Linked DNA regions of Homo sapiens: all the other regions are linked to region 3. Evidence: chromatin contacts called from ENCODE Hi-C or POLR2A ChIA-PET data. All regions are on one chromosome and are shown on one strand. Each heading gives the region's core, a stretch centred on a gene start or an enhancer-like site at or near the end of the contact. The rest is flanking DNA. Distances are from core to core; before and after follow the strand shown.

Evidence for each region. A loop is a pair of places that touch in the nucleus more often than their neighbours do. ChIA-PET counts read pairs that join two places held with the same protein, here RNA polymerase II (POLR2A). Pooled maps may share reads with other maps.
Region 1: a map with no recorded cell type shows a loop between it and region 3 (3-fold over the local background). The contact joins two enhancer-like sites. A Hi-C loop is called at or near these places in 3 of 37 single-sample maps with no recorded cell type and 6 of 50 pooled maps. POLR2A ChIA-PET finds 5 or more read pairs at or near these places in 1 of 52 experiments (activated CD4-positive, alpha-beta T cell).
Region 2: a map of MCF 10A shows a loop between it and region 3 (12-fold over the local background). The contact joins two enhancer-like sites. A Hi-C loop is called at or near these places in 3 of 168 maps with a recorded cell type or tissue (MCF 10A, OCI-LY7 and aorta) and 2 of 50 pooled maps. POLR2A ChIA-PET finds 5 or more read pairs at or near these places in 3 of 52 experiments (WTC11, activated B cell and activated CD4-positive, alpha-beta T cell).

Annotation. Positions count from the first base shown.
Region 1 is chr3:23,826,235-23,831,057 of GRCh38, forward strand. All of the region lies in intron 3 of UBE2E1 (ubiquitin conjugating enzyme E2 E1), which reads left to right. Among named protein-coding and RNA genes, the nearest start is that of UBE2E1-AS1, 22 kb to the left of the region's middle. RefSeq lists enhancers at 3,176-3,605, 4,525-4,734. Within about 2 kb of position 3,442, at least 2 of the 41 ENCODE cell types and tissues checked have a DNase peak (open chromatin) inside an H3K27ac peak, as active enhancers do.
Region 2 is chr3:24,126,432-24,131,421 of GRCh38, forward strand. It overlaps THRB (thyroid hormone receptor beta), which reads right to left. Exons shown (of 11, transcript NM_001354712.2): 10 at 1,068-1,326. Among named protein-coding and RNA genes, the nearest start is that of THRB-AS2, 22 kb to the right of the region's middle. Within about 2 kb of position 1,985, at least 3 of the 41 ENCODE cell types and tissues checked have a DNase peak (open chromatin) inside an H3K27ac peak, as active enhancers do.
Region 3 is chr3:23,996,861-24,001,447 of GRCh38, forward strand. No RefSeq gene overlaps it. Among named protein-coding and RNA genes, the nearest start is that of NR1D2, 54 kb to the left of the region's middle. Within about 2 kb of position 2,256, at least 3 of the 41 ENCODE cell types and tissues checked have a DNase peak (open chromatin) inside an H3K27ac peak, as active enhancers do.

The DNA of each region.
Region 1 (4,823 bases), core at 2,192-4,691, 170 kb before region 3:
GTTACCAAAAATTGGTGCCTCAACCAGTGAAAGGAAGTATAGCATTACTCAGCTGGTCTTGACGTAAAGGTTGGATGAAGTGTGAATGTTTGTAATGCATACATAATATTTAAAGCTAACAGAAACAACTTCTTAGTTGTCTTTGTAGTGTGCTTGCCTTGGTTCCTGGCTGTTCACCTGAAGTGAAGACAGCCTGAGTCTGGCAGTAGGGAAGCATCAAGAGTTTGGCTTCCTCCTCCTTCAGAGCAACAACAGCAAATGACACAGCAGGGAAACTAGGAGAGTTGGGCAGCTTGGAAACAGGGAACCTCAGCAGTCTGGGAGGCAGCTTGCCAGAACTCCTCCCAGCCCTCACTTGGTTATCTGTGATATCTAAAAGATTTATCTCTACAGTGTGAAGCCCCAAATCTGTGATATGACTATGGAGGGAGAATGCTTTCCAATTTTCTTGATTTGGTAGATACTTTTGTGGAGTTGTCATTTTTTCATAGTTTTTTGTTATGATAGCTGAAATATTTGTTCTGAAGGGGAGGTCTAAACACATGTAATAAGGCTAATGAAGAGATTGGAGTAGCAGTGTAATCATTCCTACACGTGTATTTTAAACTTTAGGTACTAAATCCCTTTTTGATATATATGCTATAAAAATGACTTATAAAATGAAATGTAATTCTAGCATATCTTAAACTGTTGCCAGGAGGTTTTTGGGTTGCACTGATAAGAAATTACATGATTTCTTGCAGAAGGGTCATTTGTCTTGCTAAAGGACCAGTTTCTCATGACTCCTCCCTCTCCCCACTAATAAACAGCTAAGAAAAGGGCCCTTAGGACATTTTTTTTCACTTATCCATTATAAAAAGTTATTCACAATTCTTAAAGGGACAAAATTTCAATGCAGACATAACATGGCTATTTGCTCAAAGGGAAAAACCACCAAATAATAAAAAAAATCAAAATACAAAAAAAAAATCCTGTATTTTATATTTTGCTTTGGGGTGAATTTTGGTAATTCTAAAATGATATGAATGCATGAATATATCCAGTATTCTGGGTGTTCATTCACTTTATACAGAATAATGAAGGAACAGTAGAAAGCCTGATTTATGATATTCTGGACAGCTTTTTAGATTTACTATACAAATTTTAGCTTAGTTTCTTTTTGCTTCACACTGTGTGCGGTGGAGATTTTAAAAATAGGATAAAGCTTTAATAATAACAGCTAACTTTATTAAGTATGTCAATATGATTGTTATTCTCATTTTATAAATGAGGAAAGAGAACCTTAAAATGCTTAAGTACCTTGCCCAAGGTCACTAGGCTCTTAAGTGGAGAAGCTGGTATTTAGGCCCTGGCCTTCAAAGCCTAACCATTATACTCTACTGCCTCTTATAGTGGCTTTATGAATTATAGACCTTCTTTTGAGTTGTTGATGTTAAATTTTACTCATATGCAGAGCTGTATTTAAATTTAAAAAGAGGCTTATTTTATAACATAGCCACTAATATTTTTCATTGGAATTGCCATCTACCTCTACTTGTTCTCCAGTGTAGATTTAATTCTTATATTCTTTTGTTTAAAAATCTAAGGTCCTAACTGCCCTTAGAATTAAGTGCCCAAAATCTTATGTAGTATTCAGATCCCCTACAACCTGATCCCAGCTTTTATATTTCCATCTTATTTCCTCTCTCTGTAACTTGCTGTTTTCAGTATGCCCCCTAGGATGTTCTCTCTCCCAGCTTCTTTGCTTTTTATTTTTCAAAGCTCTGATAAAAATGATTCACTCCACACAGCTCTCATCTGTGTCCCAGGGCACTTTAAATACATACCTCTTTAAAACATTTATCACATTGAGTTACGGTCATTTGTGTTTGTCTCTCTGTCAAGACCGAGTTTTTAAAAAATATGATTATTTTTATTTCTTGTACCTAACACCAGAAGATGCCTAAAAAGTATGAATGATTACTGAAACAAATTAAAATACAGCATTTAGTAGTAGTTGTATAAATGTTACCAGTTACTTCATTTAGATGTTACCATCAATCACAGAAACATGTAGGCTGAAGCAATGAAATCATAAATACAGTGTTTTAATCTTCCATTGTGTAAAAAGATCAATTTCTATATTGTATGTAAATGTAATATAACATTTTAAATATAGGTTTAATTTTTGAGAAGATACACAGTATACTTAGTGATTAAAAAGTTAGGTATTTAAATCTATGAGAAAATGGGATCATTATTTGGATATTTACCAGTGCTAATCGAAGCAGTTGCTGGTAAAGGCGTTGGAGTTGATGCATATAGATAGAAGTTACTTTTGCAATAAAACATTAGAGTCACCATCAGAACAGAAGACTTGAAAAATTTTATTTGACTCAAATTACAAACTGAGCATTTATGGGTGTCTGTGTGTGCATAGCACTGAATTAGATCATCTGGAGATACAAAAGTGTGATAGATGCTTTCAATATAAAATAAACGTTACATAGCTACTGAACAAGACATTATATAAAGGTTCGTTAATGACCTAAGATGTAAATTTGTTTATAATTTTTATCATAGTTCAATTTCATCTAAACCTTATGTGATTTCAGTGTTTTCCTCAGATTTGTCTCACACTCTAGTCTGGTGATTTCCAGGCTTGTGCCTGTCCCAGCACACCTAAGGAAGAGGGAAAATGTCCATCAATAAGTAACAGGGGTTTACTTTCAGTGGACAGGGTGGATGGAAGGAGAGATTAGCAAATTTGGGGTGAAAAATAAAAGCCCTCCAGTGGTTCTGACAAGCTGTAGCTAGAGGGGGGTGGCAGTTGCAGAAGGGGCAGTTTCTCCGTCTTGTATTTTTTATTTTTTTCTTTGATTCTTGAAAATAAGTTCTTATTTTTGATAAGATGGAGGATTATTATTATTATTATTTTGAGACAGGGCCTCAAAAAAAAAAAAAAAAGAGAGGGCCTCGCTTTGTTGCCTAGGCTGGAATGCAATGGTGTGATCATAGCTCACTGCAGCCTTGAACTCCTGGGGTCAAGCGATCCTCCCACCTCAGCCTCCTAAGTAGCTGGGACAACAGGTGCACTCCACAAAGTCCAGCTTTTTTTTTTTTTTTAATAGAGACAGGATCTCACTATGTTGCCCAGGCTGGTCTGGAACTCCTAAGCTCAGATGATCCTCCTGCCTCAGCCTCCCAAAGTGCTGGGATTACAGGTGTGAATCACCACACCCAGACCCAGCTGTTTTCTAAATTTTTTTGGAGAGGTGGGGTCTTGCTGTGTTGCCTGGGCTAGTCTCAAACTCCTGGTCTCAAGCAGTCCTTCTGCCTCAACCTCCCAAAGCACGGGGTTTACCAGTAGCCTGAGCCCCCATACCTGCCCCTCTCCTGGAAAAGTGCTGAAGTGGGAAAGTTTACAGATTTAGGGAGTCCAAGGAAAAGGTTGAGGTCGAGCTAATAAGAGAAGGAGAAAGGAAAGAGGAACTGAGAAAGGAAAGGGGTCTAGAAGAGCGGTTAGAAATGGGGACTTTGGTTTTCCCCTCAGGCTTAGCTCACTACTTTCTATAAATAAGAGATGTCTGAAAGAGAAGCAGATAAAAGGAGAAAGCCTTCAGCAAATTTGTGAGTTGATAAGCATGGATTGATTGGCTCTGTTGGCCTGGGTTCTTGAGGAGTTTGCTGCTATTTCGGAATTTCTGTAGAGAAACCCTGGCATTGTCAGGATATGGGTATGCCACATGTTTCCCTTCCTCCCCCTTCCCTCCACTCCTTCTTATTACCTAGCTAGCTACACCTGGAATTTTGGTTCTAGAATAATTTAAAAGATACTTTGTCAAGAAAATATCTTTGGAAAAATCATGCATATATTATTTTTCCTTTTTTCTTTTTAACTACTTCCTGGTTCTTTAGGCTCCTCTAATTCTTACATGCATGTGCTTGATCTCTGGGCCATGCTTGCTTCTAGTTAAGTAGCCTTTCAGGATGGTGTTTAATTTATTCTGAGCCCTTTATAATATCCCCTGACAAGAGCATGGAGTGGATAGAGGGAGTCTTAGTCAATATGTATTATAAATAGATTTAGGGTTCACAAAGGTCAGCAGCCTTCATCTCTTGCCCTACCCCCATCACACACAAAAATAAAAATCACAAATAATAAAGGATTTTAAGAGTTATACCAGTCGGGAGTGGGTTCATTTTTTTGTTTTTGTTTTTGTTTGTTTTTGGCAAGCTGAAGTCATCTGTTGGATCCAAAAATGCATAAAAATCTTCAGGCTTATAGAACCAACAGCATCAAAGGAAGAGCAGTGTGACTCAATATTGGGGTGGGGGCAGGTTTGGGGTTTTGGTTGTGTAGAAGCTCCTTATGAGAGAACAGTGTGATGCTTGGAGCTGTGGAGAATCCAGCCACTGCTTTTTCTCTCTTCCTTACCTTATTACTCTTCTTGATTCACCTGGATGTGGAAACTGTCCCTGTTTAAGAGTGGCCTTGTCAATGCTCTCTGTGTATCATGTGTACAGTAGGGAATGTGTCAAGCCAGATGAGTGGTCTCATTGAAACATCAGCAAATCAGTATATCGTAGAATTTAGATCCCCCTTGGAGGTGGTGGTGATAGCTAACTTCTGTTGCGGTCTTAACTGTGGGTCAAGTTTTGTTCTAAGGACTTTGAACATTAGAAACTCATTTAAAACTTAAACCATTCCTGTTGGTGGTCATGTAATCCCATTTTACAGATTATGAAATCAACATTAAGGTTATGTGCAGCTTAGTAAGTGGAGAAGCCAGAAGAACCCACGTGATCTGGCTTCAGGGCCGATACTCAACCACTGTACTTTG
Region 2 (4,990 bases), core at 735-3,234, 130 kb after region 3:
ACAAAGAATTCTCGATGTACTTGTGACCGATATTTTATCCACATATTCAGCCATTTATCCAATAAGCATTTCTTGAATTCTATTGCACACTGGCCTAGGTGCTGGATGTACAGTTAGACACATCTATGTCCTCAAAAAAAAGAAGTCCACAGGGACTTACGTGGACAAGTGAAGCAGGTAGTTACAGTGCAGAGTGACAAGTGCCAAAGCACATCTACACTTGGGTGCCCTGAAAATGCAGAGGACTCTGAAACCACTTCTATTTAAAATTATCTTCCCTGAAAGGGTTTGATGTGTAGTGGCTTACAGACGGCTGCCCATTCTGTGCTATCCTCCCATCTACAGGGGGACCGTTGAGTCCTGGCTGGCACTCAGACTTGTTTGGGCCAATCCAGTGTGGATGAAGGGATCCTGTGTGATTTGAGACTGGGCCTCATGGGATCTGCAACTTCTGTTTTCGTGTGCTTGGGACTCTTTCTCTTGGAAATCAACAGCCAAGTAAGAAGTCTACCCTGCCGGAGGAAAGGCCGCATAGAGGGAGGCCTGAACCAGTGTTTGATGTCCCAGCTGAACTCCAGCCATCTTGGATGTTTAAGCCACTAAGTTTTGGGTCGGTGTGCTATTTAGCAACAGATAACTAAAACTTCAGTTGTAGCTAAGCCATGAACAAATTCTAGCCTGCATCCGCGGTTTCCACACACAGAACTTAACACACAATCGTGTGGTCACTCACATCCATATCTGGCATACCCCAAACCAGAAGGAGGCAGGTTTGGCCAAAGACTACGAAGAGGGCTGCACAGTATCCACCAAAGGCGGATCACTTCGTAGAGTCTTTAAGATGGCTCCTTTGGCTTCTTTCTATCCTGGGACACTGCAAAAAGCATCAGACATCTGACGCCCCCCCTTTAAGTTCCCAGTCCACTGGCAAACCTGCAATTTCTTACTGAAGAAGAGTGAGCTATGTTTCTGAAGCTAAAGGGGGACTGAAAACTCAAGTGATTGGAATTAGCGCTAGACAAGCAAAAGCTCTTTGGATGCCCACTAACGAGTCTAGGCGTACTCACCTGAAGACATCAGCAGGACGGCCTGAAGGAGGGCTACTTCAGTGTCATCCAGGTTGAAAGAAGACAGAGACATGCCCAGGTCAAAGATGGCGTCTGACACCACCCCAAGACCCCCATTTTTCAGCTGGCCCCGTGTCACTGCCATTTCCCCATTCAAGGTTAAAGTCTCACTTTCTGGGTCATAGCGCACAGCAGCGCGAAGGGACATGATCTCCATGCAGCAGCCTTTGAGGAGGATGATCTGGTCTTCACATGGCAGCTGAAAAGAACCAGTTCATGTCAGCAAAGAACAAATGCAAAAATGCCAGTCAGGAACAACATACAGTATCTTAAAAGCAATAGGAATAACCTTCTGTGATTAACATTTGTCCTGCATTCTTTGAGCCCATGGTTTTCCCTTCCCTACTTGGCTGCAGACTTTCGACAACCATTTTTCATACTCAAAGTTGACTGTAATCTTCACCAACTTTAACCTCAGGAGTTTGCATTGCTTTTATGACAGACACAGTTCTCCAACTGCTATTACAGTCGTGTGTGAAACTGTGCTAATAACCCCTCAGTTTGGGGGTTTGTATTATAACTTCAACTGATAACTGCTTGAGAGCAGGGTTTATGTTAAACTCTCCATTTTTGTTTGTTTGGTTTTTTGTCTTGTAGCTTGAATAGGTAACAGCTTACCCTACTGTTTAGCTGGCAACTGGGCTTCCTTTTGGTTTTTGAAGCACGTTTGCTCTTGTAGCCTCTTGGCACAAAGCTAGAGGGTTGTTGGCAGAGATACATGTTGCCCATGAGGCCCAGAGATATAAGCTTCATCTAAAGTCACCCAGGGACTTGAAGGCAGAGGGGAGAGCAGAATTCAGACCTCCTGACTCCCAAGGTTGTGTTCTTCTCAGCACCTTAGACACAGGATTACTCAACACACTGGGTCTTTCTGCCAGTGTTGCAATCTCCTTTTAAGCTCATTTGGTTACCCTGTTAGTTAAGATTTGTGAGAATGTGGCAACGTTAATAATAAAAAATACCTTTGCTTATAGGCAAAATAAGAATTTTATTTTCTGGAAGGGGAGACTATTTAATTAAATGCCATTATCAAAGGAGTTTGGAAAGCTATTAGTAAATGGGTGTGTTTGATGAATTGGGCATCATGCCCAGATTTCCATGCATCACCTCATTTAATCTTCACAGCAGTACAATGAAGTAAATATTCTAATTCCATATTACTTACAGATGTGGAAATCCAGGCACTGAGAGGGTAACAAGCTGGGTGGGGGCGGGGGTGGTCAAATGAATGTTTCATGGGTGAGGCTAGGATTTGAAACTGGATCTGTCAGAATCCAATGCCAAGAGAAGAAGGAAACATAACTCTTTTTTTTTTTTTTTTTTTTTTTTTTACCATGGATATGACTAAGTTTCCATAAACAACAAATATGTGAGTTACACCTAATATCTGTCTCTTCATTAGAGCAGTTACAAATTCCTTTTGGGAAACGCTCTTGGCAATACTCAACCAGTCCAATTTAGGTTATTATATAAAAGTAATACAACTGAATTACATCTAAAATACTGGGCATTTTATGTTTTTTACTAGCTCAGCCTAGTCACTTTACCATTTAATTTCAAACTGCTTGGCTTTTTCTTCAGAATAAAAGTCATTGCATATTTGATTCTGGAATCCATACATATGAATTCTCTCCTTCCGCTCATTTTTTAAAAAGCACTGTGATTTGCTTTTGTCTAGGTTCTGATTGTTAAACACAGATTGCTGACCCCAACCTCTGAGTTTCTGCATTTCCCCCAAGTTCCCAGGTAATGCTTATGTTGCTGGTTCACAGATCCCACTCTTGAGAACCACTAGCATAGAACAGCAACAAGAAGTTACTAATCAGATCAAACCATTTATTTTTAAAATGTGTCACAAAGTATGCAAACTGGGGCAGGCCCCACTTTTGAAACCAATTCTGATTATAGATGAAGTAGAAATTTTCTTTTCCAAATTTCTAGTTTAAATACCAACTGTTGAAGATTAGTTCAAATTTAAATAAAAGCTGAATAAGTATTTGCAAAGGATCACCAATGGTTTAAAAACTAGGCCAGATGCCTTTTCCTTTAAGAGGGATTTGTAGGATCCTGGTGAGATTTGTTTCAACACGTGGGCAAATAATCTCTTAGACACCTGCCAAAATGCTTTCATTGTGAGAACACTCAACAAGGGCCTGACAGGCAGAGATGCAGGGATACTCCCACAGGTTCTTCCTGCTTCCTTAGGAGAGCATCACTCAGGTTGACTGGCAAAGACGACAGGGCCCTGCACTCTAGGAGTGGTTTTGCATGTTGTTTTGGCAGCTCTGCCGGCGATGATTTTAGATCTTGTGAAGCCCCTGGTGTCATGCCAGTCTTGTTTGGTGGGTTGGCGTGGATCTTAGAACAATTATCATGAACACAGTTTGAATAGCAGATGTGATAAACTGCCTCTGGCAAGAGACCCCTGGCTCTCAAGACCACCTGAGATCTCCAGCCCACTCCATGGGTAGCTCACGAACCTATACAGTTAATTCACCTCTTTTGGGTTTGAGAGAGAATATAAAAGGCTAAAGGTCATCAGGAGGCCTCAAAGACAGAAAGTACATGCAAAGGTGCTTTGCTGTAAAGGTGCTCCCACCATCCCGCCACCATTGTCTTTTGTAATTGGCAGACCACACGATATCAGGGTAGAAGGAGAGATGGAATCAAAAATGAAACAGCTTGGACTTTTAGGGAAACTTGGATAGATAAGCTTGCCACAACCCATGCTTGAAAAGTTCCACGTTGACCCCTCGCCCTTGCCGTGGATGAAAGTGCGCAGTGTGTTTGCTCCTGGTGGCGGAGATGGCTGCTGCTTCTGTTTTCTTCCTTCAACTGAAATATCTCTTCAGTGGTTTACATGAGTTTTACACTGGAAAAAAACCATCTCAGGGGCTGGGGGGGCGGTGGCATTCAAAGGGTACCATATGACTGGCAGGCTGGCTAGAGTTGTAGGGGTGACAGACTCAGTAGAGTTCCTCCTCAGACCCAAGAACTGGGGGCAAAGGGACACAGCCAGAGAGAGGACCAAGAGAGGTCCAGGAAAACAAAACCATCCCCTCAGACAAAAGAGAACGATGACAGCCAGAACTGGCAAGAGTGAGGGGAAACAAGCCCTTCGGTGCAGATGTGAGAGTGCACATACTTTCTCGAGGGCACTCTGGCAACACATATCAAAAGCCTGTATATCTCGGTCCTTAAATTCCATGTCCAGGCTTTACCCTTCAGACATAGTCAGTGATGCGGGCAGGATATAGTTGCCAGAACATTCACAGGAGCATATTTTTATTAGTGAAAAATTGGAAATGAACTATAGATCCAGTAAAAACAGATAACAGAATTTATGGTAGATGTATTCTTTGGAATACTATGTGGTCATTGGAAATCATTTTGTGAAAAAATATGTAAACGCTATGTCCTCCCATTGAAGGTAAAAAGTTGGTACAGTGACAGGTGCTGGTAACGATCTGCTTCTTTTGGTGCCGATCATGTGGGTGGGTTCAGTTTGTAAAAATTTATTGAGCTGCACTCTTATGACATATCCACATTCTTTAATAAAAAGTTAAAAATAATTTCATACACAGTACATTGTGGTATGCATTATATTAAATATGTTTTATACTTCATATATATGTATGTATGTGTATATGTGTGTGTGCACACACACAAATATTTGAAAAAAGACTAAAATAGGTGCCAAAATCTTGTGGTAGTGTTACCATAAATCATTACCTTTATTATGTTGTATAAATAAACCTTCAATGAATACGTATAATTTTTGTAATATCCTCTAAAATGTTAATAGATGTCTACTTCTAAAAAAGGCGTCAAAGGCATGGGAAGCTCCATGGCCAACACAGAGA
Region 3 (4,587 bases), core at 1,006-3,505:
TTGATTAGATTCAAGTTAACCGTTTAAGGCTATAATATATAATAGGTGATGTTTCTGGTTTATATGGCATTATAGCTATTTATTTAGCTAACGATTCTGAAGGTTGTTCTTTAATTTGGGCTGGGATAAGCTGGGAAGAGCTTCTGGTCCAGGTTGAGTTTGGATGGTCTTGGATGCACTTGCTCATGTGTCTCTAGTCAGCTGATAGTTTGGCTGGGTTGACTGACCATGGGTTCGGCTGAGATGGCCAGTCTTTCTCCATGTGATCACTCACTCTTTCCCATGCTAGCTCATTCTCATGGCAGCTCAGGGTTCCATGCATGAGAACAGACGCATGCAAGGTTTTTTGAGGTATAGGCCCAAGAAAATCTCAAGGCCAGTCCAGATTCAAGAAGGGGAGAAAAACACTTTACTCCTTGATGGAAGGAGTTACAGTGTCACATTACTAGGGTGTAGGTACAAGGAGGGAAAGAATTGGCGGCCATTTCTTTCATCTACTACACCTGGGTTTGTAATTTTTGTCAGTGCATGATTTCTCACCTTGTGTAAGGACCACTGACAGGAAAATGTCTCAAGCTACTGTTGAAAATGTAAGTTTCCGGGCTGGATGCGCTGGCTCAGGCCTGTAATCCCAGAACTTTAGGAGGCCGAGGTGGGCAGATAACCTGAGGTTAGGAGTTCGAGACCAGCCTGGACAACATGGTGAAACCCTTCTCTACTAAAAATACAAGAAAATTACCCAAGCATGGTGGCGGGCACCTGTAGTCCCAGCTACTTGGGAGGCTGAGGAAGGAGAATGTTGTGAACCCAGGATGTGGAGCTTGCAATGAGCCGAGATCGCGTCACTGCACTCCAGCCTGTGCAACAGAGTGAGACTGTGTCTCAAAAAAACAAACAAACAAAAAAACCAACCAAACAAACAAAAACAAAAAACAAAAACAAAAAAAAAATAAAATGTAAGCTTCTGAAAAACCAGGTGCAAAGAATGTGTCAGAGTAACAGAGAAGCCCTGGAAATGAGGGTTTTGCGTTCAGCTGGGACGTCAAGTTACAGCTGATGAGCTTTTTCCAAAAATTGTCGGGCAGGTTTTAAGGATTAGAGAAAATGTTTGTTGAATAGCTAGAACAGTTCTTAGCACATAATGGGCGCTAGAGATGATGACTATTAAATATTTAGAATTATTTAATCAGTATTCTTCAAATGTATTTTGAATACCTACAGTGAAATATATCTTTTTTGTTGTTGTTGTTTTGTTTTGTTTTAAAGACTGAGTCTCTCTCTGTAGCCCAGGCTGGGGTTCTATGGTGCAATCTTGGCTCACTGCAACCTCTGCCTCCCAGGTTCAAGCGATTCTCCTGCTTCAGCCTCCTGAGTAGCTGGGATTACAGGCGCCTGCAAGAACGCCCGGCTAATTTTTGTATTTTTAGTAGAGATGGGATTTCACCATATTGGCCAGGCTGGTTTCAAACTCCTGACCTCAAGTGATCTGCCCGCCTTGGCCTCCCAAAGTACTGAGATTACAGGTGTCAGCCACCACACTCGGCCAATATATAGGTTTTTTAAAAAAACGTGTATGTTTTTTTCCCCCTCAAGGAGCCCTACGGTTTTTTAGGGAGAAAGAGAAGTAGACAACTGAAATACAGTTTGATAAATGTTTTCACATGATATTAATAAACTGCTATCTACAAGTTTTTATTGAGCACCTATTCTATGGAGGACATTTTGCTGAGTTTTTAGTAGATGGTGCTAAAGTATGCAGGTTTTTTTTTTTTTTTTTGAGATGGAGTCTCGCTCTGTCACCCAGGCTGGAGTGCAGTGGCCTGATCTCCACTCACTGCAAAATCTGCCTCCCGGGTTCACGCCATTCTCCTGCCTCAGCCTCCCGAGTAGCTGGGACTACAGGCGCCCGCCACCACGCCCGGCTAATATTTTTGTATTTTTAGTAGAGACGGGGTTTCACCGTGTTAGCCAGGATGGTCTCGATCTCCTGACCTCATGATCCGCCCGCCTCGGCCTCCCAAAGTGCTGGGATTATAGGCGTGAGCCACCGCGCCCAGCCTAAAATAAGCAGTTTTAAAAATACTTTGGGTTCTTATAAATAATGTACAATGACTTCAGCAGCATTGTTGGGGAAGGAACAATATCCAGAATGTTACACCAGTCAGTCATTTCTGAAGAATCTGTTGATGATAAAATGGCCCATTATTTTTTCTGCTGCTAAACCAAAGGCACTATGACCTGCTAATTCTCATTTACTCAGCAGGCGGCGCTCCAGCACCAGGGATTGCATTGAAAGTGACAATTTAGTGAAACAAGGAGGTTTTTGGTTAATGTTTGTTTTTCAGGCTAAAAAGGAAAGCCGTTAGGAAAAATAAACAGTTTATCAGGCATTGCGACAAAGACACTTGAGGGGAAAGACAAGCTGTCACTTCAAGGACAGGAAGAAAAATCCCTGCATCTGTAGAATCATCAGATGCATGACTGTCTTGTTAAAAAAATGATGAAATGAGGAAGGAAGGAAAAGCATCTGAGATAAAAGAGAAGATTAAAAAAATGGAAAACAATTGAAATCATCTGCAAGCAAGGATGGAGGAGTACCGCCCTGGGAGAGGGATGTGGAGGAGTGTTGCAGCAATTGGAAAAAATGAAAACAACTGGAATATAATTGGGACTCATTCTAAGTATTCAGATGTACCATTTTCTTTAGATGCCAAATCTGCATAATTGGTTTCAGCTGCCCAACCCACACCCAGTTCTTGTTTTGTAACTTTCAATAGTTTGAGGTCTTCAGCACGTAAACGTTTGCACCTAATGACAAGTGCCTGGTTTCTAAATCAAAATTGCCTTATAGTTTCCAAAAATTTCAGGTCAGGAATACAGGACAGCTGAATTAGTAATTAAACTTTAGTTAAAGGGATTGGAATAGAAACAGCTAAATTAAAAGAAAAAAGTATTTATTGTGAAAATGGTTGGATTTTTGAAGGGTCACTTGTGCTAACCTGCTATTGGGATTAGGGATAATGCTTCCAATTTAGGCTTCACTCTCTCTACTTGGCCATTAAAATAGTTTTCTCAAGAAGAACTTCTCTACATTTATCTTTCTGTATCACATAAATAGCTTAGCTAGTCTTTTTTCTGTAACGTTTTTAATGTAACACCATTTTACTTGGTTTACTCTTTCCTGGAGAGAGATTTAATCAGAATAAGTTAATCTGAAGGCACTCTATAAAACAAAAGAGAATGAGCAATTGTTAGATTGATTGTTTAGACCTAGCCACAGTCTATGTAATATATGAATTAAATTGATGCAATGAAAGAACTATCATACAAGTGGTTCGGAAACATTGGTGTGTATCAATGGTGCCAAACTTTCTTAAAACATAGATTGCTGGGTCCCACTCTCAGAATTTCTGGTTTAGTGGGTCTGGGGTGAGGTAATAAAATGTACATTTTTAACAAATTCTGGGTGATGCTAATGCTCTTGGTCCAGGGATCTGATTTTGAGAACCACTGACATACTTTTGCAGAAAAAGTTTTCTATTTGATTTGGTTATGGTTATGGCTTTGGTTTTCATCCTCCTGCAGTTATATATGGTCAGAATCAGATATTTAATGAATGGAGGAGGAGGAAGAGGAGGACCAAGTGGGCAGATATTTGTTGAACACCTGGTATATACTTGCTTCTATGGCTCTTTACATTCTTAATCTTCTCACTTAATCTTCCCCATGACTGTACAAAGTATGATTTGTTCTCCCACTCAACAGATGTAGAAACTGAGTCTTGAAGAGGTTGGGAACTTTTGAAAGGCAAACAGCTAGCTAATGGCTAAGCTGAAAATTAAACCCAAGTATGTTGACTGCAAAGGTGGCACTACACAAGAGGACTTCAAAATGTTCACCACAGTTTGATTCATTGAATTTCACAGATTTCAGTTCAAATTGACTTTACTTGACTGACACAAGCAAGTTCCTTAATTTGTTGTCCAGTTTCCATTTCTAAAGAGATATGTACCTGTCTTTCAGAACTGGTCTAAGGATTAAGTAATGAATTTGAGGGTGCTTGGGTATAGTTGCTGGTGCATAGTGAGTGCTCGTTAAAGCTCAGCTCCCTTTCCTTTCTTTAGAAATGCAAGTATTTAATTCAAGTTCATCTTAGAAATAAATGAGAAAACTATGATTAGGACAGAAACACTCAAATTCTGGCTTGTCCCAGGGACTTTGAACCACCTTAGTGGGAGGAAGGCAGCCATTCTGTTTGTCAGTTAACGGGACCTACATTAGTCTTCCAAGTTTCTCCAGAAGAGCCTACTTCTACCTTTGTCCCATGTCACCCAGCCCATCTGATGGTAGTGGGTGCCTGTCCTGTGCAACCTGTTCTCACCAGTGCAACCAAAAGAAACTGGACATACTCCAGAAGGCTTGTGTATTTCAATACTCTCTTGGCTTGGAATTCTATTGCCTTCCCACACACCTTCACTTGGTAATTCCATTATCTCTGTTATTTCTGATTCTGTTTCTATTGACTAACTTTTCTCCTGGTTTGAATCAGATTTTCCTACTTCTTTGCATGTCTAGTAATTTTTAAAT